Regions from separate parts of the Homo sapiens genome. Here region 1 is linked to region 2. A link is an interaction called in ENCODE POLR2A ChIA-PET data of the cell type or tissue named here. Cell type or tissue: K562. All regions are shown on one strand. Each heading gives the region's core, and the rest is flanking DNA. Links, peaks and the distances in the headings are about the cores only.

Evidence for each region. ChIA-PET counts read pairs that join two places held together with the same protein. Peaks named below come from ENCODE experiments on the same cell type or tissue, not always from the same donor. Only the 100,000 strongest peaks of a DNase experiment are listed, where the experiment ranks them.
Region 1: POLR2A ChIA-PET joins it to region 2 with 5 read pairs; 2 of 35 experiments call an interaction of 5 or more read pairs at or near these places.

The regions. Positions count from the first base shown.
Region 1 is chr7:32,611,694-32,624,507 of GRCh38, reverse strand. It overlaps the pseudogene DPY19L1P1. Among named protein-coding and RNA genes, the nearest start is that of MIR550A2, 110 kb to the left of the region's middle. In K562, for the core only: no CTCF peak of the experiment used is centred there; DNase peaks (open chromatin) are centred at 5,787 and 7,587.
Region 2 is chr7:32,662,884-32,675,697 of GRCh38, reverse strand. It overlaps the pseudogene DPY19L1P1. Among named protein-coding and RNA genes, the nearest start is that of MIR550A2, 64 kb to the left of the region's middle. In K562, for the core only: no CTCF peak of the experiment used is centred there; DNase peaks (open chromatin) are centred at 5,347 and 6,387.

The sequences.
Region 1 (12,814 bases), core at 1,575-9,574, 50 kb after region 2:
ACCAGTGATAATGAGCTTTTTTTTTCATATGTTTGTTGGCCACATAAATGTCTTCTTTTGAGAAGTGTCTGTTCGTATCCTTCGCCCACTTTTTGATGGGGTTGTTTGTTTTTTTCTTGTAAATTTGTTTAAGTCCCTTGTATATTCTGGATATTGGGGCTATGTTCTGTAATATATGAAGAGAGCTGTTAAGGAAAATAATGAAAGCCCAATAGACAGATGGGCAGTTGGAATAAGCAGTTCACACATACACACAAGACAACATAACCAGCAAATAGAATAAAAGGTGCTGTGTCTCATCTACTATTAAAAGAATGGAAAAGTGAAACAATGAGGTAACATTTTTTCCCCACTGGATTGGCAGATATTTAAAAGAATAATACAGTGTTGCCAGAATATATATCCATAGGAACTCTCCTGCCCAGTTGGTGGGAAAGGGAATTGGCACAATCTTTTTGTAGGCCAATTTGTCAATATTTGTATTGAATTTAAAAATGTGGATATCCTTGATCCATCAGTTTCACTTCTAGTAATTTATTCATAAATGTACTGACATGTACATAAGGTATACACATAAGGATGTCTATCATAGCAGTGTTTTTATTAGGAAGATCCAAACAAAACAAAATAGAAGTGGAAAGCTCTTAAGTGTTTTGCAGTATTCGGAGGACTAGTTAAATTAGGGTACATCTGTGGAATAGAATACTTTTTCCAGTTCTTAAGCAGAATGTATTAGATTGGCTTGCATGCATATGGAAAGCTCTTTGAAACATATTACGAATAAAAGCAAGAAATAGTATAGCTTGTGGGGTAAGTGTCCGTTTGTGTTTTAACAAAATATATAAACTAGAATTTATACATGTTGTCTGGAAGGATGCACAGGAAACTGTTGATGGTTATCTCTGGGAGCTTGAAGTGTGGGATGGATAATGGGCTGTTTTAATCTTATAGTCCCTTTTGAACAGTTTGAATTCTGTTTATTATGGGCATGTACAATTTTCACAATAAAAAACAAAGGTTTTTTGTTTTATGTGCATTACTTATATTTTTTTCTTGGATTTTTTCCAGATTTCTCTTGCACTTTGTTTTGTTGTGATGTTTGGGAACTCAATGTTATTATTATGCTGCTTCTTTGGTAATTATTTGGGTAAATATTCCTTACTTATTTGGCTGTTTTTGAAATTAATGGTTTAACAATTTCTTCTTCACTGGCTTAGGATTCATGAGGGTTTTCTGTAGGAACCATCTTAAGTGTCTTACTTAATATTCTAGATGTGATGGTGTTTAAGTACTCACTTTTAAAACAGGAAAAAAAAAACAATGAAAAATTAGTATCATTTCAGAAAGATTTATATGCTTTCTTCTCCCTTCCTCCTTTCCATTTTTATCCTACTCCTGCTCCACTTTTTGAACCCCTTTCCTCAAACTGCAGTCTTACAACAGCCTCCCCTCTTCATTCCACAGTGATCAGAAGATCAAGGCCTTGGTTACTTAGGGTTTTTGTTTTGTTTTGTTTTGTTTTGTTTTTTGCCCCTTGTCTACTTGTATGGACTTATTCAGAAGGTTTAAGTAAGGTGATGATTCAATTTTATATTGCTAAATCACTACCAAGAACAGCTTTAGCTTATGGAGAGATTATTTTACAGAATTAGAACAAATTGATGGAAGGTCATCTAATTCCTTCTGCTACATTTGGCAGGATGACTTTTTTTTGTTGTTGTTGTTGTTGTGTTTTTTTTTTTTTTTTTTAAAGATGGAGTTTCGCTCTCATTGCCTACACTGGAGTGCAATGGCGCAATCTCGGCTCACTCTGCCTCCCAGGTTCAAGTGACTCTCCTGCCTCAGCCTTCTGAGTAGCTGGGATTACAAGCATATGCCACCATGCCCGGCTAATTTTGTATTATTAGTAGAGACGGGGTTTTTCCATGTTGGTCAGGCTGGTCTCGAACTCGCGGCCTCAGGTGATCTGCCTACCTTGGCCTCCCAAAGTGCTGGGATTACAGGTGTGAGCCACTGCGCCCAGCTGGCAGGATGACTTTGTAAGTCTAAAAGTCTTCTGAAATTTAAAGACTGCCTTTTTTTTTGGTGGGTTTCCATTAAAATGTTTTGCAAACTTGTTATTCCTTATGTTTAAAGTGCATGTGCTTTAGTTTCCCGATGACTTTAAAAGCACATTGCACTGTCGTAATTGGAATGTATTCTACTTCTTGAGTAATTAAGTTACTCAGATCATTTGGGGTTTCTTAATTTCTAGAAGCCATTACATTTGAAACCTCCATTTTTATTATTTTACAAATAATATTTATTTAAAAACGCATTTCTTAAAAATATGCCTCTTCCCAGTCTGGGCCACCACCCTTTTCAGGTTGTACCTTGGGTATACTTAGCTACAGAAATTAGCAATTAGCATGATGCTGTATTTTTCAGCAACAACAACAAGAAAAATCATAACTTCGGGATTAATAAGTGTAGTTCTTCAGTTCTGTGTCAAAGTGACAAAGTACTCAGTTGTATATATTACATATGTACTTTGTCATGTACTGCTATCACCCAGGATAAAGTACATGAATCTTGGTACTATGGACAAGGAAACCACTGAATCAAATATTACATATAAATAAAATCTAATTTAAGTGCCTTTTGTAGGAAATTTCTCTTCAGTTCTGTATGTCAGGTATGCTGCCAGATGCTTCACACTGAGGTGCGTCTTAGATATGAATTAAGCATATTTATGTATATTCCATATATTTTGGTGTATAAAAATAAATGATAACAGGGAGTACAGCATGTTTGTGCATATTTAACTATAAACATATTTGCATATATTTATAATTAATCACTTTGAAACCTGAATTGTATCACATTTTGTATTCTCAGTTATTCAGAAACTTCCAAAAAGATTTAATTTGGTTTCAAGTATTTATGTTGTGATCTCTAATCATATTTTTGCGATGTTTGAAGTAGTTTTAGCTCCCCAAGGGTAATACAGTTTGGGAGCGTTACTACCTGAAAATACTTAAGATTTGACAAGAGAAGTATTTAGTTGATCCATTAACATTTCATTTGTTGTTTACCCTAAGAGTCAGTAATTTTTAGCTAAAGGAAAATCTTATGCCTGTATGCAATTCTGAAAATGTTATATACCTCATGGCTCAGAGATAAATCAGATATGTCAAATCAGTGATAGACATTTACATATGGTGATTCCTTTTTCAACTTTAAAAAGTCACGCTTTCACCTAATTGACTTTGGATAATAGGGCTATACCTTGAAGTCACTGACTATAGACATGAGCATGTGGATGGTATGTGGAAAGTTGACTGTTTGCTCAATTTTAGATACTTGAGAATCTTATCATTTAGAAGAATTTTTTGGTACTTGAATTTATGTCTGTAAGTATTAACTGTGTATACTATGTTATTTTTCTCTACTCAGGGTATTCTGGCAATGAAACCACATTTCCTGAAAATAAATGTATCTGAACTTAGTTTATGGGTGAGAATCAATCTATTTTAATGCTTATGTTTTTTCTTCTCTAAAATATATCATTGGTTTTATGTTTTACTTTTAAGAAAATGATCTATGTAACTCAGGGGATCCAACAGTTTTATAGTATTTTAGGGCTCAGTTTTAATGTACCAAATTGCCCTTTTTATGAAACAAGTTAAAGTTAATCCTGGGTATGTAGTTTAAAAATTCCAGTTTTATTTATTACTCATGTTTCATCTGAGAAACAGTGCATGTATAAGAAACTGTTAAAGGGAATTTAACTGCAGTGGTTGTGTAAATCTTCTATAAAATATATTAATTTTGATAAGATTGTATGATTATATTTTTATTTTTAGTTACTGTCCCTTGATTTTGAGCAACATGCTTGATTTTAAATTGAGATGCATTTTCTAGCATTTTCTCTTGTAGATAGTAATATGTATTTCATGTATGATTAAAGCATTTATTTTTTTCTTCCTAGCCTATGTCTGTGGAATATGAAGCATCAAAGTTATTTTTGTTTTCTTTTTTTAGGTTATTCAAGGATGTTTTTGGTTATTTGGAACTGTCATACTTAAATACTTGACATCTAAAATTTTTGGTATTGCAGATGACGTAAGTGCATTTTTTGCTTAAACTTGAAAGACTTGAAAAGAATCTAATAAGCTAAGAATAAATTGAGTTATTCAAGTATCACTATTAAATGAAATTCTAGGATGAAGTCTGTTCACCTATTATTTTATGTATTTAATATAATAGAAAGTAAATGTAATTGTATATAGATTTTTGTTCTCCAAAATTAGTTTCTTAAAACAATCTCTTATTTTATTGGTCCTTCTATATCACTAAAATTTTAAAATTTTAAAGCAGGAAAACTCTAGAGATTAAAGATCGAATTTTAAGGTCTATACAGTCGTTTTTCTCTAGCTTCTTTGTAACTGGTAAAGACACCATCTTTAGAGCCTTAACTGGAGATCGTATTATAGTCTCATTCTTTTTTCTCCCCAGTTTTCAAGTCATTACTTGTAAAAGGCTTTTATAAGCCTTTATAGATTATTTAATCTAAGTTAGTCTTATTTAAAGAAGATTTTTGTTTTTGGTATTAGAGTAGAAGGGAAGATAAAATGGAGAAGTCTGTCTTATAATTTTAAGGATTCTCCCTGTCCATAATTGCTTTGCCTATTTTATTTTGGTGTTTTAATCAGCACATCCTAAGTCAGGAGGCTATCAAAGATTTAATTTAAAAAAGCAGCACAAGAACCAACATGGAAAAAATAAACTACCTTTTTTCCTATAATTTATTTTTATTGGTGATTTTCTTCTTTCTGTACTAGATTAATGCTATGGTTTTGAAACTGGGTTATGTGAAGTCCTACGACTTCCCAGGACTCTTCCCTGAGGGCTGTCTACTCCCCTGTCTCCTAGCCTCTCTTTTACCCAGGGCAGTTTAACCTTAATCTCTTTCATATAGGTTTTAATAAGAACAAGGGTTGTTTTTGCTTAAAAGATTGAAAACACATGGACCATTAAATGGGTGGTCTACAATCTGTGGAAAGATTTTTAAAACTTTAAAACTATAGTTGAAAATGTATTCATTCATTCATTCATTCAGTACGTCCTGTGTGTCTGATAGTAGAAAGTATCCTAGAGATAGAAAACTGATTAAGGTATGGTCTAGCGGAAAATTCGGAAAATAGAAACAATTCTTAGCAGTTATAATACAGTGTAATAAAGGCTATGATAAAAAATGAAGTACAGAGTGCTGCAGGAATACACAGGAGGAGCATCAGGGAAGGATCCTGGAAGTCAGCTCTGAGGATGAGAGCTGAAAGGTGGGTGAGTCAGCCAGTATGCAGAGTGCGAGCAGGAAGACAAGTGAAATAACCCTAGTCCTGCATTTATGGAATCTGTTTTATTCACTGGGGAACATGAACCAGTTAAGGTATTAATTCAGGTTAAAGCGATTATTGTCATTTTCTGTCATAGCCTAAAATTATGCCAGGGCCAAAAAATGCTATAAGCTATGTTATTTGCAAATTAGAAATAACTTAGTTGTAACTTTAGTATTTTTAGAAATACGTAACTTTGATCAAGGGCATTGGCTCATAAATTCTTAATTTTGACATTGGTTAAAGGAAGAGAGTGGCAAGGCTACCCAGCCTTTCATTTCCTACTGAGTTCTCTACTTTTACTGATAGTGCCTCTGAGTGTAGGTTTTTAGCTGTCTGCCCCAAATCAGGTCAGCCTGCTCCAGTAGTAAAGGTTATTTTTATGACTAGTCATACTCCATCCTGCCCCCTTCAAAAGAACTATTTCACTAACAGTATGGGGGAGATGGGGGTGGTGCCGAGGTGGATGGGAGCAAACTAGGTAAAAATGCCACAGACTCCCACTGTTTTTACCCAGAGTTTCTCAGTTTTTTATGAATCAATGCTTCCCACGTTGTTGCTTCCTTTTGGTTAATTTCTAGAACCCTATATGAGTGTTTTTTTAAATAATTTTGTCCAACTTTAAAGTTGTTTTGGAGAATGGGAGATACCAGTTTCTTAACTCGGCCATATTTGGAAGTCGACACATTTTTTGATATATGAGTGTTGATCTAGCTTGTATCCTGGGATAAACCTCACCTGCTCAAATGTAGTATTTCTTTTCTATATTGCTGTATTTGGTTGGCTAATATTTTTAAGGATTTTCGTCTATTATTCATGAGGAATATTTGTTGTAGTTTTCTTTTCTCGTAATGATTTTGTCTGGTTTTGGTTTCAGGGTAATGTCATCTCCTAAAATTATTTGCAAGTGTTCTGTCTCCTGTTTTCAGAGAGATTTTTGTGTAGAATTGGTATTATCTCTTCCTTAAGTGTTTGGTAGAATTTGGCAGTGAAGCCCTCACGGCCTGGAGCTTTCTTTGTGGGTAGGTTTTTTATTACAAATTCAATTTCATTAGGAAGCTCTCCAGTTCATCTGGAGTGAACTTTGGTAGTTTATGTCCTTAGAGGAATTTTGCCCATTTTATATATGTCATCAAATGGATAATGCCTTTTGAATTTAGTCAGTTAAAATTCTTACTGGAATTTTTGTGTATATGCGTATTTGCGAAGTGATCTTTTGTTCTTTGGTTGACGTCTCCTTATTTGGATTTGGAATTAATATTGGTCTCCTATTAAGAGCTGTTGTGTCTGTTTGTTTTTGGTGTTCTTTTTTTTTTTATTTTTCCTACTTCCTGGCAACTTGGAAAAGATTTTTTTAAAAGTTTAATAACTCATCCATGTTAACCATCTCATTCTAGGGCTTTTTGGGAGGGAAAATACTTGATTTCTATTTCAGATATTTGAATGCTTTTTGTTCTATTCAAGTTTTCTATTTCTTTTTGTGCCAGTTTTGGTGTTTTATGATTTTCCAGAAATGTATCCATTTTACCTAGGTTTTACAATTTATTAGCAAATTGTGTAGCCTACTCTTCTTATTTTAATTATGTTGAGTCCATAGTTATTTCTCCCTTTTTCATTTGCTTTTTGTTTGCATCTTTTATTTCCTTCATTAGACTTGCTCTAGAGGTCTATTGTTTTAATATTTTTAAAGTTATACCTTTTTTTAGTCCTCTTTGGTTTTATTGTGTTTCTCTTTGTCACCAATTCCTGTCCTTATTCTCACTTCTTTTTGTTTCCTCTCTTCTGATACCCAAGGGAAATGCTTAGCTCTGTTGTTTTCACCTCTCTTATTTTCTGATCAATGCTTTTAAAGCTAAATTTTTCTTAGAAGTATATAGTACTTTTTAATGTATCTTACAAATTGTCTATTTGTGATTTTTTTAAAGGTTAAGTTTTATGATATTTAATTTCTAATCAAAATAATTTTTAAAGCAATTTCTAGTTATTTTCTGGGCGACAGAGTGAGACTGTGTCTCAAAAAAAAAAAAAAAAGTTAATGCTTAATTTTCCCCTTGAATCAAGTGGGCAAATAGAATGAATATGGTGGAAATGACAGTGTATGACTTCCAAGAGTAGGTCACAGGAGGCACTGCTTTCTCCTTGCTTTCTCTCTGAGATCTCTTTCTCTAGGAGAAGCCAGCTGTCATGTCATGATGACAGTCAAGTAGCCCTATGGAAAGTTCCATGTGATAAGGAACTGAGGCCTTCTCAGTTCTAGCACTAACTTGCCAGGCATGTGAATGAATCATCTTGGAAGTAGATTCTCCAGCCCTGGGCAAGCCTTCAGATGACTGCAGCTTCTGGCTGGCGCTTAAATGCAACCTCATTAGAGACCCTGAGCCAGAACCACCCAGCCAAGCCACTGCCAAATTCCTGACCCATAGGAACTGTCTGAGTTCATAAGTATCTGTTGTTTTAGGCTACTAAGATTTGGCATAATAGCAGTGGGTAACTAATTACAGATGCTGAATCTAGGGGAAATTTTGATGATAAGCAGGATATTTCTTGATCTCAAAGTGTTGTCCCACAGACTGTTAATTATCTCTAAGAAGGAAAAAAACAGTAATTGTACAGGGATGAATCAGGCAACAACCTTAACTGGTGATCAGTATTGACACTGGCCATCATATGCCTCCAGATGTGATACCCTGAAAAGGACACAATATCACCTAGTCAGTATACTGACTAGAGTCACCTTGTCAAGATGTGCACATCTTGAATCTAATCATAAGGAAACAGCAGACAGCCTCCACACAAGGAACATCTTAAAAGAAGAAAGAGGAATTTATTTTTCCAAAAAGTCTATGTCATAAAGGACAAAGGTTCTGGAAATTTTCTTTTTTTTTTTTTTTGTTTTTGTTTTTGTTTTTGTTTTTTGAGACAGAGTCTCACTGTGTCGCCCAGGCTGGAGTGCAGTGGTGCAATCTCGGCTCACTGCAACCTCCGCCTCCCGGGTTCACGCCATTCTCCTCCCTCAGCCTCCTGAGTAGCTGGGACTACAGGCACCCGCCACCACACCCAGCTAATTTTTTTGTGTTTTTAGTAGAGACGGGGTTTCACCATGTTAGCCAGGATGGTCTTGATCTCCTGACCTCGTTATCTGCCCGTCTCGGCCTCCCAAAGTGCTGGGATTACAGGCATGAGCCACTGTGCCAGGCCGAAATTTTCTTAATTAAAAGAGACTGACAGGCTGGGTGCAGTGGCTCATGCCTGTAATTCTAGCACTTTTGGAGGCCGAGGCTGGTGGACCACCTAAAGTCAGGAGTTCAAGACCAGCCTGGCCAACATGGCGAAACCCTGTCTCTACAAAAAAATACAAAAATTAGCTGGGCATGGTGGCACGCACCTGTAATCCCAGCTACTTGGGAGGCTGAGGCAGAAGAATTGCTTGACCTGGGAGGTGGAGGTTGCAGTGAGCCAAGATCACGCCACTGCACTCCAGCCTGGGCAACAGAGTGAGACTCTGTCTCAAAAATAAAATAAAATAAAATAAAAATAAATAAAATAAATAAAAAAATAATAAAATCTGACAATTGAATGCAATACCTGACCTAAAACTGGATCCTCTAATGGAGGGAAAAGAAATACTGTCAAGAACATTATTGGGGTCGGGCACAGTGGCTCCCATCTGTGATCCCAGCACTTTGAGAGGCCAAGGTGGATGGATTGCTTGAGTCCAAGAGTTCAAGACCAGCCTGGGCAACATGGCAAAACCCCATCTCTATAGAAAAAAAAAATTATTGGGTCAAGTCACAAAATTGGAATACAAATGGTAGAGAAAATAAAATGATTGAATTAGTTTACATTTACTGAATTTGATAACTGTACCATGGTACATAAGAGAATGTCATTTTCTTGGGAAATACACATTAAGTATTTAGGAGTAAAAGATGATGATGTTTATAATGTAGCCTCAAATAGTTCAGAAAAAAAGTGTGTGTGAGTGTGTGTTTGTGCAGGGGGAGATAGCGTGTACAAATAAGCAGTACAAATGTTAACAGGTGAATCTGGGTAAATGGTAATGGGTGTTCTTTTTATTATTTCCATCTTTGCAACTTATTTGTAAATTTGAAATTATTTCCAAATAAAAAGTTAAAAAAAATACAGCAAAAAAAGTTATATGAGATGGAAGAAAATAAGTGTGGGTAAATATGAAACAAGATCGGCCATACATTGATAATTATTGACACTGAGTGGTTTACTGTAGTATAAAAAGAAGTTTATTATGCTCTTTGACTACTATTGAATATATTTGAAATTTTTCATAATAGAAGAAGGTAAACAATAATGAGGGCATCTGAATTTGAAGATCGCTAATTGTATTTCCCAGCTCTAAAGCTCTATGGCCATTTGAGTGTGATGAATTATGTATGTTAGGTATGATCCTATTTTTTTTTTTTTTTGAGACAAGGTCTTGCTATGTTGCCCAGGCTGGCTTTGAACTCCTGACCTCAAGCAGCCCTCCTGCCTTGGAGGCCTTTTGAATAGCTGGGACTACAGGCTTACACCACTGTGCCCAGTGGTTAGCACATTTCCTGGCACATAGTATAGTAATTGTTCAATATATGTTAGTAATAACTTATTATTGGATGAGTGAATGAAACAAAAAGATTAATTTTCACTGATGGTTAGAAGATGGAGCATTATCGGTAAGGAATTTGACCTGCATAACTACTCTCATTATTGTCATGAGGTGTTACAAGAGGTTCACAGAGGGGGGTACGGAAAGAACAACCTCTTTATAATTTTTTGGGTGGACTCCTATGTATTGAGTAATATATATTTCTCTCTTTTTTTTTTTGAGACGGAGTCTCACTCTGTTGCCCAGGCTGGAGTGCAGTGGCGCGATCTTGGCTCACTGCAAGCTCCGCCTCCCGGGTTCACACCATTCTCCTGCCTCAGCCTCCTGAGTAGCTGGGACTACAGGCATCTGCCACCACACCCAGCTAATTTTTTTGTGTTTTTAGTAGAGACGGGGTTTCACCGTGTTAGCCAGGATGGTCTCGATCTCTTGACCTCGTTTTCTGCCCGCCTCGGCCTCCCAAAGTGCTGGGATTACAGGCATGAGCCACCGCGCCTGGCCTATATTTCTCTTTTTTAAACAGAATGTAACAGAGTCATTTTTTTACCAGAAATTAACACATACAGAGAATAACATATAATATCCCAGGAAAAGTAGAAGACATTTCTCTGTTGTAAGCAGAATGTAACAGAGTCATTTTTTTACCAGAAATTAACACATGTAGAGAATAACATATAATATCCACAGGAAAAGTAGAAGACATAAAATTAGAACCTTTCCCATTGTTAAACAAAGGCTCTGTGGAATCAAACCTGAATTTTTTAAGAAAAAATTGTGGTAGGCCGGGCACAATGGCTGGTGCCTATAATCTTAGCACTTTGGGAGGCTGAGGTGGGAGGATCATTTGAACCCAGGAGTTCAAGACCAGCCTGGGCAACACAGTGACACCTCATCTCTCCAAAAAAAAAAAAAAAAAAAGTATGGAGGTGCCGGCCTGTGGTCCCATCTACTGGGGAGGCTGAGGCAAGAGGACTGCTTGAGCCCCAGAGGTCAAGGCTGCAGTGAGCCATGATCACACTGCTGCACTTCAGCCTAGGCAACAGAGTGAGACCTTGTCTCAAAAAAGAAAAAATTGTGGTAAAATACACATAACATAAAATTTACAATCTTAACCATTTTAAAGCGTACGATTTGTTGATATTAGTACCTCCACAGTGTTGTGTAACCATCACCACGATCCATTTCCAGAACTTTTTTATCTTCCCAGCTGGAAATTCTGTACCCATTAAACACTAACTTCCCATTCTGGCTCCCTCTACCTCCTGGTAACCAGCATTCTATTTTCTGTCTCTGAGAATTTGACTACTCTGGTTGCCACATAGGAGTGGAATTGAGGTAGGAGGCAGGACTCGACTCCAGAGACAGGGCTCATGCTCCAGACCAGATTGAAGACTAGCTGAAACAGGGAAGAGGCGAAAGCACCTTTCCATAAGACAGACCCATTGTCAGCTTACCATTGCCATGAAAACACCTGGAAGTTACCACCCATTTCCATGGCATGAGCCAATGACCCAGAAGTTAATCTATTTCTAGAAATTTCTGCATAATCTGCCCCTTAATTTGCGTATAATTAAAAGTGGGTATGAATATGACTGCAGACCTGCCTCTGAGCTGTTACTCTGGGCACACAGCCTATGGGGGTAGCCCCGCCCCACAAGGAGCAGTGCCTCTGCTACTGCTGCTGTGCACTGCCACTTCAATAAAAGTTGCTGACACCGCCAGCTCACCCTTGAATTCTCTCTTGGGCAAAGCCAAGAACCTTAGTCCTGGGGCAAGCCCCAATTTTGGGGCTCACCTGCTCTACATCAGAATCAGATATAATAGTGTTTGTCTTTTTGTGACTTGCTTATTTCATGAAATACGTCTTCAAGCTTCATTGATGTTGTAGCATGGGTCAGAATTTCCCTCTCATATGGATACACCACATCGTGTTTATCCATTCATTTGTCAATGGCTGCTTAGGTTATTTCCATCCTTTGGCTTCTATGGAAAATGCTTCTGTGAACGTGGGTGTACAGATCTCTCTTCAAGCCCCCGCTTTCAATTTCAAGCCTGGATTTTTACATATGTTGGAGAAAGAAAGTTATGTTTTAAGTTCCTCTTCCCATCTAGCATTTAGGGGTTTTTTGTTTGTTTGTTTTTTGAGACAGTCTTGCTGTGTCACCCAGGCTGGAGTACAGTGGCATGATCTCGGCTCACTGCAACCTCTGCCTCCCGGGTTCAAACAATTTTTCTGCCTCAGCCTCCCGAGTACCTGGGACTACAGGCGCACGCCACTACAGCCAGCTAATTTTTATATTTTAGTAGAGACGGGGTTTCGCCATGTTGGCCAGGCTGGTCTTGAACTCCTGACCTCAGGTGATCCGCCCGTCTAGGCCTACCAAAGTGCTGGGATTACAGGCATGAGCCACCACACCTGGCCAGATTTCGTTTTTATTTGATGTTTTAATTGGCTTTTAAGGGGATAGTGATTATGCTTTTCTTGGTAAAATACCAACATGAATAGTCTTGACCTGTTTGTAATAGCCAAGCTTCAGTTTAGTTTCCAATGTGTTCCTTCATGTGCAATGCTCCTCACATGACTATTTGTAAGTAATTTCTGCTGGAGGGAGTTGATAATAGAAACCTTGTTTTTGGTTTTGGATGTTGGGTGAACACAGAGAAAACACACTGAGGTTGGTCAAGTTCATGAGAAAGGGCACATGAGCCCAGATTCTCTTCAGTAACAAAGTCCTCTTCTTTGAGGGCTGAGACCTGTTATTTTCTCAAGTGAGCCCAGCTTTGCTCATGCTCACATTTGATTTTCCCCATGCAC
Region 2 (12,814 bases), core at 2,549-10,548:
TTTTTTTGAGACAGGGTCTCACTCTGTCACCCAGGCTGGAGTGCAGTAGTGTGATCTCTGCTCACTGCAACCTCCACCTCTTGGGTTCAAGCGATCCTCCCATTTCAGCCTCCTGAGTAGCTGGGACCATAGGTGCATGCCACCAAACTCAGCTAATTTTTTGTATTTTTTGTAGAGACAGGGTTTTGCTATGTTGCCCAGACTAGTCTCAATTTCCTGGGCTTGAGTGATCTGCCCATCTCAGCCTCCCAAAGTGCTGGGATTACAGGCATGAGCCACAGTGCCTGGCATAAATTTTAAATATTCATAGGCATTTGAACATAAGCAATATATATTCCATATATTGTTATGGAATATCTAATATATTGTTATGGAACAATATAATCCATTTGTTGTATGTACATGTGTATGTGTGTGTGCTGAGATGTGTGAAGTCTTACTTCTTACTGTAGTTTTGGTGTAAAAAAAGTCCGTAGACTACTGCTTAAGGTAGCATGAGGGAGCAGCTTTTACCTTAGAGCATTTGGGTCTTTCCAGATGTGGTTCTTCTTCCAATGTCAATGGCTGTAGATTGTTTCAGCTCCATCCAGTATATATTGTTTACATAAAATATAAGGGAAAAGACCACTCATTATCAAATGATATTAATAGCTCTTTACTAATGTTAAAATAGAAGTATCTTCTATGCAATATTTAGAAGTGTCTTCTCTGCAATATTTAATATCTGACCTGATTTACTTTACAGTTGAGCAGCATTCCTAAAACTAAAAGACTAATTTTTTCAGGCTTTTTATGTTTACTTTTCTTCTTTCTTATTTGTTTTGCCAATTTATTATACTGTATGTATGTTTGAAGTATTTTGCCTTGAGATTATCTTTAGAATTTTCTTCCTTGCTGCTTATTGATTCTTTGTAGTACAGAATTATGAGAATTGTATATGATTTTCAATTCGGGATAATGAGTTTGAATTTGCTATTATCCCATTATCTCCTTTCCTTTGGAAGTGTGGTATTTTCAGTTTAGTACCTCAAAGATGTGTTGAGTTTCTAGCCCACCATTTGAGTATCTAGCAGTTACTTGATAAGCATTTATCAAATGAGGAAGCTGTTAGAAGATTGATGTAAAATATATTTGTATATAGATTTAAGACACTTTGAAGTTAATGTTTCTGACTTAGGTCTAAGAAAATTCTTTTGTTTAATTGGGGAGACTAAAATAAAAATGCATGATTAAAAGATGATGTGAAAGATTTTGTTTTTGAAACAAGATGCAGGGAAATAAGTTAAACCAAAAGAATATGGTAATGAGAAAAGGAGGCTGACTTGAGGGAAAGTGGGCCTGTGTGCTTGCATCGTAATGAGCCAGAGGGAGAGAAACTTGGTGGTGTCTGTTCATTTTGCTAAGTACTGCCCGTCTGTCTATGGGTAGCTTTATTACATTTGGGAGATTAGATTTTACATAAGAGAAGTTGAAATATGAAACATGGCATTATTGCTAAGCTGCTAATCTGCACTTATGCTACCTTTTTTAAAAAAAATATGGGGTCTTGCTATATTGTTGCCCAGACTGGAGTCCAGTGACTATTCACAGTGCACTATAGCCTCAAACCACTGGCTTCAAGCAGTCCTCCTGCCTCAGCCTCCCAAGTAGCTGGAACTACAAGTGTGTGCCACCATGCCTGGCTACTTTTTTAATTGAAAGAAGAATTTGTAAACATCTGTTAAAGAAAGCATTCATATTTTCTTGTAATGCTTGTTGTAACTGTTTTTTCAAAGGCAGAAGGCACAACATCTACTGAGGAGAATAGAAGGTTCTGGTTTCGATTGAGGGGTTTTTGGTGGTTTTGGCCCTGACCTGATCTTTCTCAGTGTTTAACCCCTGTGGTGCCTGGTAGGCAGTTTTTTGTATTCAGTTGTTCAGTCAACACAAACAATTCATACCAAGTAGTTTCTTAAGACTGTTTGGGCTCTGAGAGCATGGGAGTGCGGCAGGGTGTGTGTGAATGGAAGATAGAAAGGAAGGAAAAATAAAGTGCTTAGAACTCCAGAGGCAGGAGAAATTTGTTCTTCATGGAGGGGCTACTTTAGTGTGACCTTGTAGAATCAGAGGTATTTGGATAGGTGGAAATAAACCATGAGGATAAAAGCATACCAGGGAGAGGCAAAGGCCAAAATCTAGTATGTGGAAAGCAGGTAGTAAGCAGATCAGTAAGCATGTTCTTCAGGGAGTGTTGTGGGGGATTCAGATTGGAACAGTGGTTGTGCTGGATGATGAAAGGCCTTGGTAACTGACTGAGTTGAAACCTATTCCAAAGCAAGTGAAATAAATACAAAAATTGACCAGTATAAGAACAGGATTCAAGCTGAAGTATGATCTCATGGAACACTTGACTTTCCCCAGTCCCCAAAGTCAAGCAGTGACTACTTCAGCACAGTGTTTGTCAAATTGCAGGTTATCACTTATTTGAGAGTTTTAAAATTGATTCAGTGGGTTGAGCCCATTTCATTTTAGATGAGAAAAAAAATACTACAAAGTAAATAATATCATCTACCAGACTAGTAAGGATAGATACTACTTAGAGAAACTTCCATTTGCTGTGTGTATGTATATACACACACACACACACACACACACATATGTATGTGTGCTGAGTTGTGTAAAGTCTTCTTACTGTAGTTTTGGTGTAAAAAAGTCTGTAGACTACTGCTTAAGGTGGCATGAGGGCAGCTTTTACCTTAGAGCATTTGGGTCTTTCCAGATGGCTGTCTCTGGTTCTTCCAGTGTCAGTGGCTATAGCTTGTTTCACTCTGCCCACTTGACTGCTTTGTGCTTTAGCTGGCCCCTTCTGTGTTACCCAACTCTTGGACCCCATGGTGGTCTGCACTAGCAGCACATGTTTTCATTTTTCCAGCTTTCCTTTTGCTGTTTGTGGGCTTTTTCTTAACCCGGAACCATCTCTTTAGCTCTATTCAAAGGCATCCTAAACTGAAGGTTCTTCCCACAATTGATCCTGATGTATATTATTTTGAATAGAGTCTCTTATCACTTCTTTTCTATCAGTGTTTTTCATTGCATTTTTGTATGTTTTTTGACCTGAAGTACATTTAGAGGTTTCAAATTACTAGTTAGTTCTTAATATTTTCTTCCTTGATGGTTAGTCACCCTTGTAATTTTATGAGAGGGATAAAGCTGCAGACTTCTTAAAATATGGGTTAAAAATAAAGAGGAGGATATCTAAAGTTGTTTTTAGGATTGAAAAAATAAATTGTATTATATACTGAGAAATAAAAGTTGAGATTTGTCTAGCAGATTAGAAATTTGCGGGCAGATTGACTGTGACATCTTAAATTCAGAAGTATATTTGTTTTGAAATAATATACATGTAAGTTTTTAGAAGCCATGTAAGCCAGTCCATTTCACCAGAAATAGAAGAAGGGAAAATAGAAAACAGCCAAATGATGAATGGAGCCAGGCTGCCAAGCTCTAACTTGAGAAGATGAAGTGAGATCTGTTTTGCAAACACAGCCTACTCATGGTATAATTCTTTTTCTGGAATTCTCAGTATTTTAGTATTTTTTTAAAAATACTCATTGTTAATTATTTTTTGAAGCTGTATTGATATATACTTACCGTTATTTATTTCATAAGATACCCTGATATTTCTTAGCCACAGACTAACAGTTTCTGAAGGCCAGTTTCTTAAGACCCAATGTGTAGAAATCTCTGTTCTGCAAGTAAGAAGGAGCATTGGTTGTTGGGCAGTTCGAACTTTCCCCATAGTTTCTTCTGGAGGAAATTCATATATGCTTAAGTTTCCCTTATTGATAAATATAAAAAACTTTTGGCGTTGGACTCTAAGGCAGATACCAAGCAGGTGATTCTAAAGCTTTTCTTTGTACTTTAGTGTGATTTTAGTATTATTTTGGAATTCGAGGTTAGCTAGGTTATGGTGCATTGTTGAGGAAGAATAGATTGGATAGTGTATTAAGCTGTTAAATAATGTATATGTTTAACAGTTCTCTGGAAAAATACATATGTATATAAAGTTTATATATTATAAATTTGTGTATTATAAATTTTACTGCTATGTAAGGATGAGTACAAACAATAACAGGGTTTCTGAGCAGGAGTTTTTTTCTTTCTCTTTTGAAAAGGGTGCCAAAAATACTGACTAGCTGAAATAAAAGAGGGAGTACAATACTGGGATACAGAGGCCTGGTGGGATCAGAGAAACATCGAAAAAAGTGCCTTTGTTTAAGGCTCATTCCTTTGTAGGTGTTAGATTTATCCCTACTGGCTGCCAGTTCTTCTTTGCCCGTCGCTGTCCTTCAGGCTTGCTTTCCTGGTTCCTTCCCATCTGCCTCAGAATGTGTTCATCCCTTACCTCCCCTCTCACATGACAAAATTAAGACAAAACTTTTTTTTTTTTTTGGATACGAAGTCTCGCTCTGTTGCCCAGGCTGGAGTGCAATGGTGCCATCATGGCTTACTGCATTTTCCGCTTCCCGGGTTCAAGCAATTCTCTTGTCTCAGCCTCCTGAGTATCTGGGATTACAGGCGTGCACCACCACACCCAGCTAATTTTTTTTTTTTTTTTTTTTTTTTTAGTAGAGGCAGGGTTTTACCATTTTGGTCAGGCTGGTCTCAAACTCTTGACCTTAGGTGATCCACCCACCTCGGCCTCGCAAAATGTTGGGATTACAGGCGTGAGCCACTGCGCCCGGCCAACAAAACTTTTTAACTGGACTTCCCTTGGGTCCCTTTGCTATTCCCATCTAGTCTCCCACCCCTTCCTCCTCTCCCCAGCAGCGAGGCCCTGGTCCCATTCACCACTCCCACTGCTCTGCTTGTGCAGCTGCTTACTTAGCAGCCCTGCCTTTGATTGCTTGATTTGTTTTGAATCTTAGGATGGTGAAATGATGCATGAAACCACCCAGGGTTTTCACAGACCAGGGCTGTGACTGGCCAGAGAGGACTCTGGTGCTGTCTTTTTGAACTTCATTTTCTTTGTAGCGTTCTCCCCTGATTACTGCTGCCTCTGTCTTCAGAGTTCCTACTACTCTCCTTAAAACTGGAGCTGAAGGATAGACAAAAATTCCTTTCCCTAAGGTAAGAGAAATGTCTTAGAATTATAAAAGTACTTAAGTTGATTTTTAGATCTTATGTTAGAATCTTTGAGTTCTTTCCCATTCAGTATCCTATCCGAGGTTGCCCCCAAAATACCTCATTAGCTTTTTAGACTCTTTAGCCTTTGATTCCATCTAGATCAAGTGCCGTCAGAGGAGGTCTTCTGGAGAAAACAGTGGGCAGTGAGTGTGGCTGATGAGTCATCCTGGGGCAGACAGAACAATGCCCCTGTGGAGTGTCTCATTATTGACTGATAGCTGCCCAGTCACTGCTGCCTACTTGGACTTTGGTTTATTGTACCGCATGCAATACTTTTACTGGAACTTTTAAATTATCCCTTCAGTTTATGTTGAGGCTCTTGTCAGAAACAGCTGTGTGAAATTCCTTACTTTATTTTATGCATTGTTATCATATGAGTGTATTATCTGTGACCCAGTAAATAAATAACTAGTAAAAAAAATACTTTTTTATGTGTAAAATGTTACGACTATGGAATTGTGTAAAATCTTTATATACATTTTTAAAGATTAGTAAAATGAATACTTACATACCCATGACACAGATTAAAAAAATAAATAAATTATCAGAGCTTTCATACCCTTAAAATTCCTTCTTAATGCATTCTCTTTCCTTCCCTCAACCCTCAGAGGAAATGGCATCCTAACTTTTGGACCAATGTTTTCCTTGTTTTTCTTTATGATTATGCCACTCATGTGTATATATTAAATATGGTGTGTTTAGTTTTGAAAAACTGAGTATCAGGCACAAACCTAGCTGCTTAAGGGGAGGACACTATTGCCCTTGTTAGATGAAAGTTCCCAGAAGAAGAGAATTTCTGAGTCATGGTCTTTAGGTTCCCTGAGGGAACTTTCTGAGGCTGTCAGGAGCACAGCTGAGCTAGGGGAGGGAGCTGAGCTGCCAGGTATTGGAGTGGCTGGTTAAAGCGACAAGGCAAAAGTGAGAATTAAGCCTTTAATCATTTACTGTAATGGTATAAGTGAGATGTGACGATCAGGATGTCTCACCCCCATCAAAAGGGAACAAAAGGCTCCTGCAGTTTATGGTTCTTGAGGTGGTGGGGCAAAGGAGAAGGGCCAGGAGCCAAAGAGTGCAGAGTCTGAGTCAGAGTGGGGAGCAACCTCTTCAAGGAGCCCCTCTCTGCCAGCAGAGAATGGGACCAGGAAATAAAGGTGCCTGGGCTAGGAAGGCAAATATAAGAAGAGCTTTATCACCCAGAAATGGCTGAGTCATTGACTGCAACTCCCCTGAGAGACTACAGTACGCTGGCTCTGCACCAAGCCTGGTGTGTGAAGGTCTTCTTTTCCCTGTGAGGCCTGCCAGGCAAAGCCTTGCATATGGCCAGGCCTGAGAAATCCCATATAGATTTTCAACCAGGAGCCTGATTCCTAAAGACATCAGTAGGCAAGGTCATGAGCTAGTCCTGGGATAAATGTGGGACTCAGTTGGTAGGGACATCTGGCAGAAATGTAGTAGCCAGGTACTGAATATCCAGCAGAAATATCATGAGGGGAAGAGCTGTTCCCTCTTTCTAAATTCACCACTGTTTACCCTGGCTCTCTGGAGCATATCAAAGCAGAACAACTTCTGTGAGTGACATAAGTGTCTTTAACTGATGCCAGCAGTAAAGCATTTGGAGCCAAGATAAAATACAGACAAGAATCTGGTCCAGGCTCATCCAGGCTCACACAAATAAAATGTGGAGATTTTGGGCATGAGTCAGTAAGTACTTGGTTCTGGACTGGCTACCTTCCATGGTTTGTGTACATCTGTCCTCTTGGCATCTCATTGGGATTTCCTTGACTGCTCTCCCCTGTTGGATCTCCTGTGCCCTTATCCTGTTTGTTCTTCTTTCTTGGTTTATTTTCTCACTTTGGTAGACTTCATCTTCTAGTAAGTAGGTCTTGAGAGTAGATAGCTGGGAGGTAAACATTTATGAAACTTTGCATATTTGAAAATGTCTTTATTTGCTTTCGTATTTGGTTCACTGTTTGGCCAAGTATTGAACTCTAGACTTGAAAACATTGTCGGTTGCTTCAGATGGTGCCATTCAGATGTTCCGAAGTTATTTGGGTTTCTAAACCTTTGTATGTGACCTTTGCTTCCCCTTCCTCTCTCTGGAAGATTGTAGAATATCTTCTTTGTCTCTATGGTTCTGAAATTTCAGAGCAATACCATCTCAGTGTAGATCTGCTTTCATGTGTTCTCTTAGACACTTGATGGGTTGTTTCAGTCTTGTAACTCATGCCTTTGATTTCTGGGAATTTTCTTGAATTATTTCTATACTTATTTCATTCCCTTTGTTTTCTGATTCAGAACTTTTATTGTTTGGATGTTCATAGTTCCCAGTCCTCTAATTTTATTTTATTTTCTTTTTTTCCCCCCATTTTTAAGCTCTTTGGCTTTGTTTTACATTCTAGAACATTTTATCAGCCTTATTTTTTCCAGCTGTTCTAATGAGTTTTTATTTTTCATTGTCATGCTTTTAATTTCCAAGTAGTTTTGTTTGTTCTATAAACATTCCTTTCTAAAAAATAGTATTTTATTTTTGTTTCATGGATTCAACACATTTTCTCTCTAAGGGTATTAATGATGTTTTTACCCTCCCAGAATAATCTTGGCATCTTCTAGCTTGTGTTTTTTTGTTTGTTTGTTTGTTTGTTTTGAGCCGGAGTCTCACTCTGTTACCAGGCTGGAGTGCAATCGCATGATCTCGGCTCACTGCAACCTTCGCCCCCTGGGTTCAAGCAATTTTCTCTTGCCTCAGCCTCCCAAGTAGCTGGGACTACAGGCACGCGCCACCACGCCCAGCCAATTTTTGTATTTTTTAGTTGAGATGGGGTTTCACCATGTTGGCCAGGATTGTCTCAATCTCTTGACCTGGTGATCCACTCGCCTCAGCCTCACAAAGTGCTGGGATTACAGGTCTGAGCCACCGTGCCCAGCCTAGCTTGTTTTTTTAAACATCTTTTGGTCTCTACCTTCCATGTTAGGTGCTTTCCTTAGATGTCTGGCAAACTTAGGCTGTCATGATTAAGGCTAGAAGACCGAAAAAAGCTGTATAGAAGCTCTAAATTGTGGGTGGAATCTATTAAGGTTGAGTTCTTATATAATTTGAATAAATGATGTGAGCAGAACTTAGAGTGACTGCCAGTTCTTTGGTTTGCCTTTAGATGTAAAAGAAAATATAAAGTAACAGAGGTCTTTTAGGGTTGTAAAAGGGAGGTGCAGTGTTTTATTAGGTTAACTAAAATGGAAGATTATAGACAATTTTTAAAGAAGTGATTGAGTAGAGGGGAGAACACCTAAATGAGTTTAAGAGACTCTGTCTTCTATGTGAGAATGGAATAAGGTAGTGTTTGCAAAGGACCCAGAAGAATGCTTGCCTTCCAAAATATTTTTTGATTGAATAAATTCATAATTAATAAAATATTGAAAGAAAAACTTAGCTTATGGTTGCCATATATGAAAGGCACAATAAAAATATATTATCTATCACATAAGCTTTACTAGCATTTACCAATTTAGGAAGTATTTTTCCAGTGGACTCATTCTGAAGCTTTCCCTCTGCAGATTCCAATCTTTCTTGAAGACTGTTGTTGATTGGAGAAATTCAGTATGTGTAAAATGCTTATGTGTGAGACTGTAGTCTAAGCTCTTTACAATCAGAAACTCATTTAATCCATATGGTTACCAGATGAGATAGGTAAACCACTTTATAGATGAGGAAACTGAGATACAAGGATATTAAATAGCTTGCCAAGGTCACAGGGCTAGTCATTGGCAGAGTAGGGATTTGAGTACTGACAATGGCTCCAAAGTGTGTGCTCTACTGTCTTTTTTTTTTTTTTTGAGATGGAGTCTTGCTCTGTCGCCCAGGCTGGACTGCAGTGGTATGATCTAGGCTCACTGCAAGCTCCGCCTCCCGGGTTTACTTATGCTATTCTCCTGCCTCAGCCTCCCGAGTAGCTGGGACTACAGGTGCCCGCCACCAATCCCAGCTAATTTTTTGTATTTTTAGTAGAGGCGGGGTTTCACCATGTTAGCCAGGATGGTCTCGATCTCCTGACCTCGTGATCTACCTGCCTTGGCCTCCCAGAGTGCTGGGATTACAGGCGTGAGCCACAACGCCTGGCCTACTGTCTTTGAGAATACATTTAAAGTGTTCTTTCCACAGCAATTAAATTGTCTGCAGCTTTAGTTAATTTTTGTTTAAAGATCCTGCATAATGAAGAAAAAAGTGTTTATTCCATTTCCAAAGTGAGTATTTATATTTCATAAAAAGTTTTACTTAAAATGTTAAAATGTTTTAAAGATACACGACACTAAGAAGGATCTAGACTTTCCGTTCTCTTTTCTGTTCTCATGTTCCAGAATATTACTGTTCTGTAATAATTCATTTCTGAAGGATTCTGAAGTCCCAGGATTTTGCTCTTCTTCAGCTGATATTTCTGTATGCATTGTTTTGGTTTGATAGGTGGAAGTTTACTCTTTCTAATATTGTCATTTTTCAGGATCCTATTTTGCTCCATTTTTAGCTGTCATACATGTAATTTTATAATTATTCTAATAGTTTCCTCAGTTAATTTTACTTAGACTCATTTATTGAACTAACGACACATTGGAGGGAAAGGTAACATACAGCGTGTTGGGTGGCGGTTTCTTAAATGTCTGCTTTTGCGATTACACATTTCCCCGACTCCTCATTCTCCAGGTAAGATGACTGTAACTCCATACCTTCGCATGGTCTGGTAGTTTGTAGTTGGTAATTTCAGTATGGAAAATTTCTCTTTTTTTTTGGAAGGTTCTTCTTTAATGTTTTCAAGCCAAGGTTAAAATATACTGTATTATTTCTTTTGGTGGTGAATACAAACATCTATTTTAATGTTATCTGGAACATTTTTATGATTTCTTCCTTATAAGTATTTTTTGACAAATATCAAGAGGTCTCCAAATAAGTAATTGAACAAATTTCTTTCTATTAATGTGCTCTACAATGGGTATATTACTTATTAGTATGTTTTTAAACTGAATTTTCACTGCTTTATATATACATGCATATCTTTTGGCATTATTCAACTTTTTATCATCAAGTACGTCAGTGGTCCCTTGCCCCATCTGTCTTCCCCACCCCATCTATCCCTTTGTCTAGGGAAAGCCACTTTCAGATCTTTGAAATCTCAGCAATTCTGATACGTAAAACAATAGTCCACAGTTACGTTATTATGACTGTAAAAATATTGCTTACTGCTGAATTAAGTAGTATAAATAATTGTTTATTTGGTAACTTAAAATTTTTCCTGTAGTTAATTATTGCTAATATTTTGTTTTCCTTGGTGTTCTGTATGCTGATTAATTGCTCTCCAGATCTACAACTGAACTGTAAACGCTTATTTTATACTTTGTCAAATGTATAAAATCCATTATTTCAATTCTCCCACTCCTATCCCCTGGGGCCTCCCTCCTGGAGCCTCTGTCTCTGGTTCCATCCTAGACCCGTCCTTCCCTGGGCTTCCGTATAGCGATTCCCTGGGAGTTTTGTTTACCACCATCCTGAGAATTCCCCTTTCCTCTCTGGCATTGGATTCATTGTGTTTTGGACCCCAGGTTGGTCTCTTTCTGGTCTGTTTCATCCTTTCGAGGATTATATCCTCAGGTAATTTCCAAGAGAGTCACAGAGATAGTTTTAAAATACATTTGTCTGGCATGTTTGAACATTTCCTTTTTTATTTTTGTACTAAATTACTGGTTTGCCTGGTTGTTGATTTTTATTTTTCCTCAGACTTTTAAAGGCTTTGTTCGACTGTATTCTAAGATGGAGTGTAGCTTTTCAAAAGTCTGGTGCTGTTCTACCATTAGTTCCTTTTGTGTGTGGTTAGTTGTTTTCCTCTGGCAGCTTTTGGGTTCATCTTTCTCTCTTTAGTCCCCAAAAAGTTCATGATGTGGTAGATATTTCATCCTTCTCATCGCATACTTTGTGTGCTCTATCTGGGCACTTACTTCACTTTGGAGGAAAACTTTTTTTAGTATTATTTCCCTAATGACTTTCTCTTCTCCATTTTTTTTTTCCTGTTTTCTTGAAAGTTATTGATATTGGACTTCTTGAAGTCGAATTTTCTCAGGGTTTTTCTCCCTTATTTTATTTTTACATTTTATTGTCATTTCTGTTAGTTTCCAACCTAAAGAATCTTGAGTTTGAAAATTTCTCTGCCTGTTGCATTGTCTTTGTTACCTCTAGGTCCCCCTTCAATTTGTATTAGTTTCTATTTTTCACATTGGAAGCTTCCATCCCCAACAGCCTGCTGATTCCTAGCTTGACATTTGTATCTAAGAATGAGGAGCTGGTTGGAAGATTGCAAAGTGGATGGGTCTTAACTGACTAGTGGCTTTTATTACAGCATGATGAGACTGTAAACTGCTTTGTTTAGGGAGACTCAGGCTCCTTTCATGTTGTTGCTTTTTAGTTTACCAGCCTCAGCTGCTTCTGCCTGTGGCCAGAGTCCGGGAGACATATCTGATTCTTCACGTCAGTGCAGAAGTGACACCCAGTGCCATTGACTACTCCTCCCCCTCACCCCTGGTCATATGCAGACACTTATGCGTGAGGGCTGAGCACACACTTTCTGAGGCAGGGTCAGTGTTCCCTTTTCCTTACTTCATCCCCTCTCTGGCGATGAGGTCGCTTTTTGAACAGAACTTTTAAATGATCTTTTTCATGAACTTCTCTACATTTAATGTGGGCTGCCCAGAGTCCCTGTGGCCCCTCTGTTGATCTGTTCCTGATCTTCTCCCCCACTTTTGAATATTTGCCCTTGTCTCTACCCAGTTCTCCATTGTTTCTGAGCTTTTGTGAGAAAAGCCTGGATGTCCTTTTGTAGACATAAGTAGTCAGCAGAAAATCCCTTTTCTTCCACATAAGGAACTGGCTAGTCAGAGGACAATACTTCATCTTCCAATTTTCTGTTCTCTGTTATCTTCTTTGGTCATTGGAGATTCAGAGTGGTTTCTTTGATACCTGAGAGATTTTTTTTAAGCTGCTTTATTTCTAGATATGTTCCAGAAGCCCTGAGGGCCTGGATGATTAGTCTGTATGTCAAAGCCCTTTTTAATTTTGCTTGATGTCCCCCTTTACATCTGGAGTGAATAGTCATCATTAACACAGTTAATCTTTCTACCTTCTCTTCCCATGATCCAACCAAGTTGCCTATGAGGTATTCTTAGGCTCTGTAGCAGAATGGAATAGTGTTTTGTATTAATTTTCCACTCTTCCACTGCCCTCCACCTGTTTTAAGGAAAAGTTGAATTTCTTAAATTTTATGCCAGTTTTGCTTCCATTGTTTTACATGATATTTTCTTATTATTTATTTTCAAAAAATCAAGCATTTACTGCTTATACAGCCTGGATTTTTGGCTAAAAACACGTCTTAAATAGGCTGTGAATTCTACCATCTCAAACTTTTCCAGCTACATTTTTTTTTTAATGTACTATTAACTTGGCCTGCTAACACATCTTTAATCAAATCCATTTGGTCTAACAGTTGTATATGAATATTTAAAAGATAAGTATTTTTATTTAATATGCATAAATTGATGAAAGTTATTGGTTGGCAGTATTGGCATCTTTTCTCCAAAACCTTCCCCTTTTTATGCCTTCACTCTCTCAGCAAAT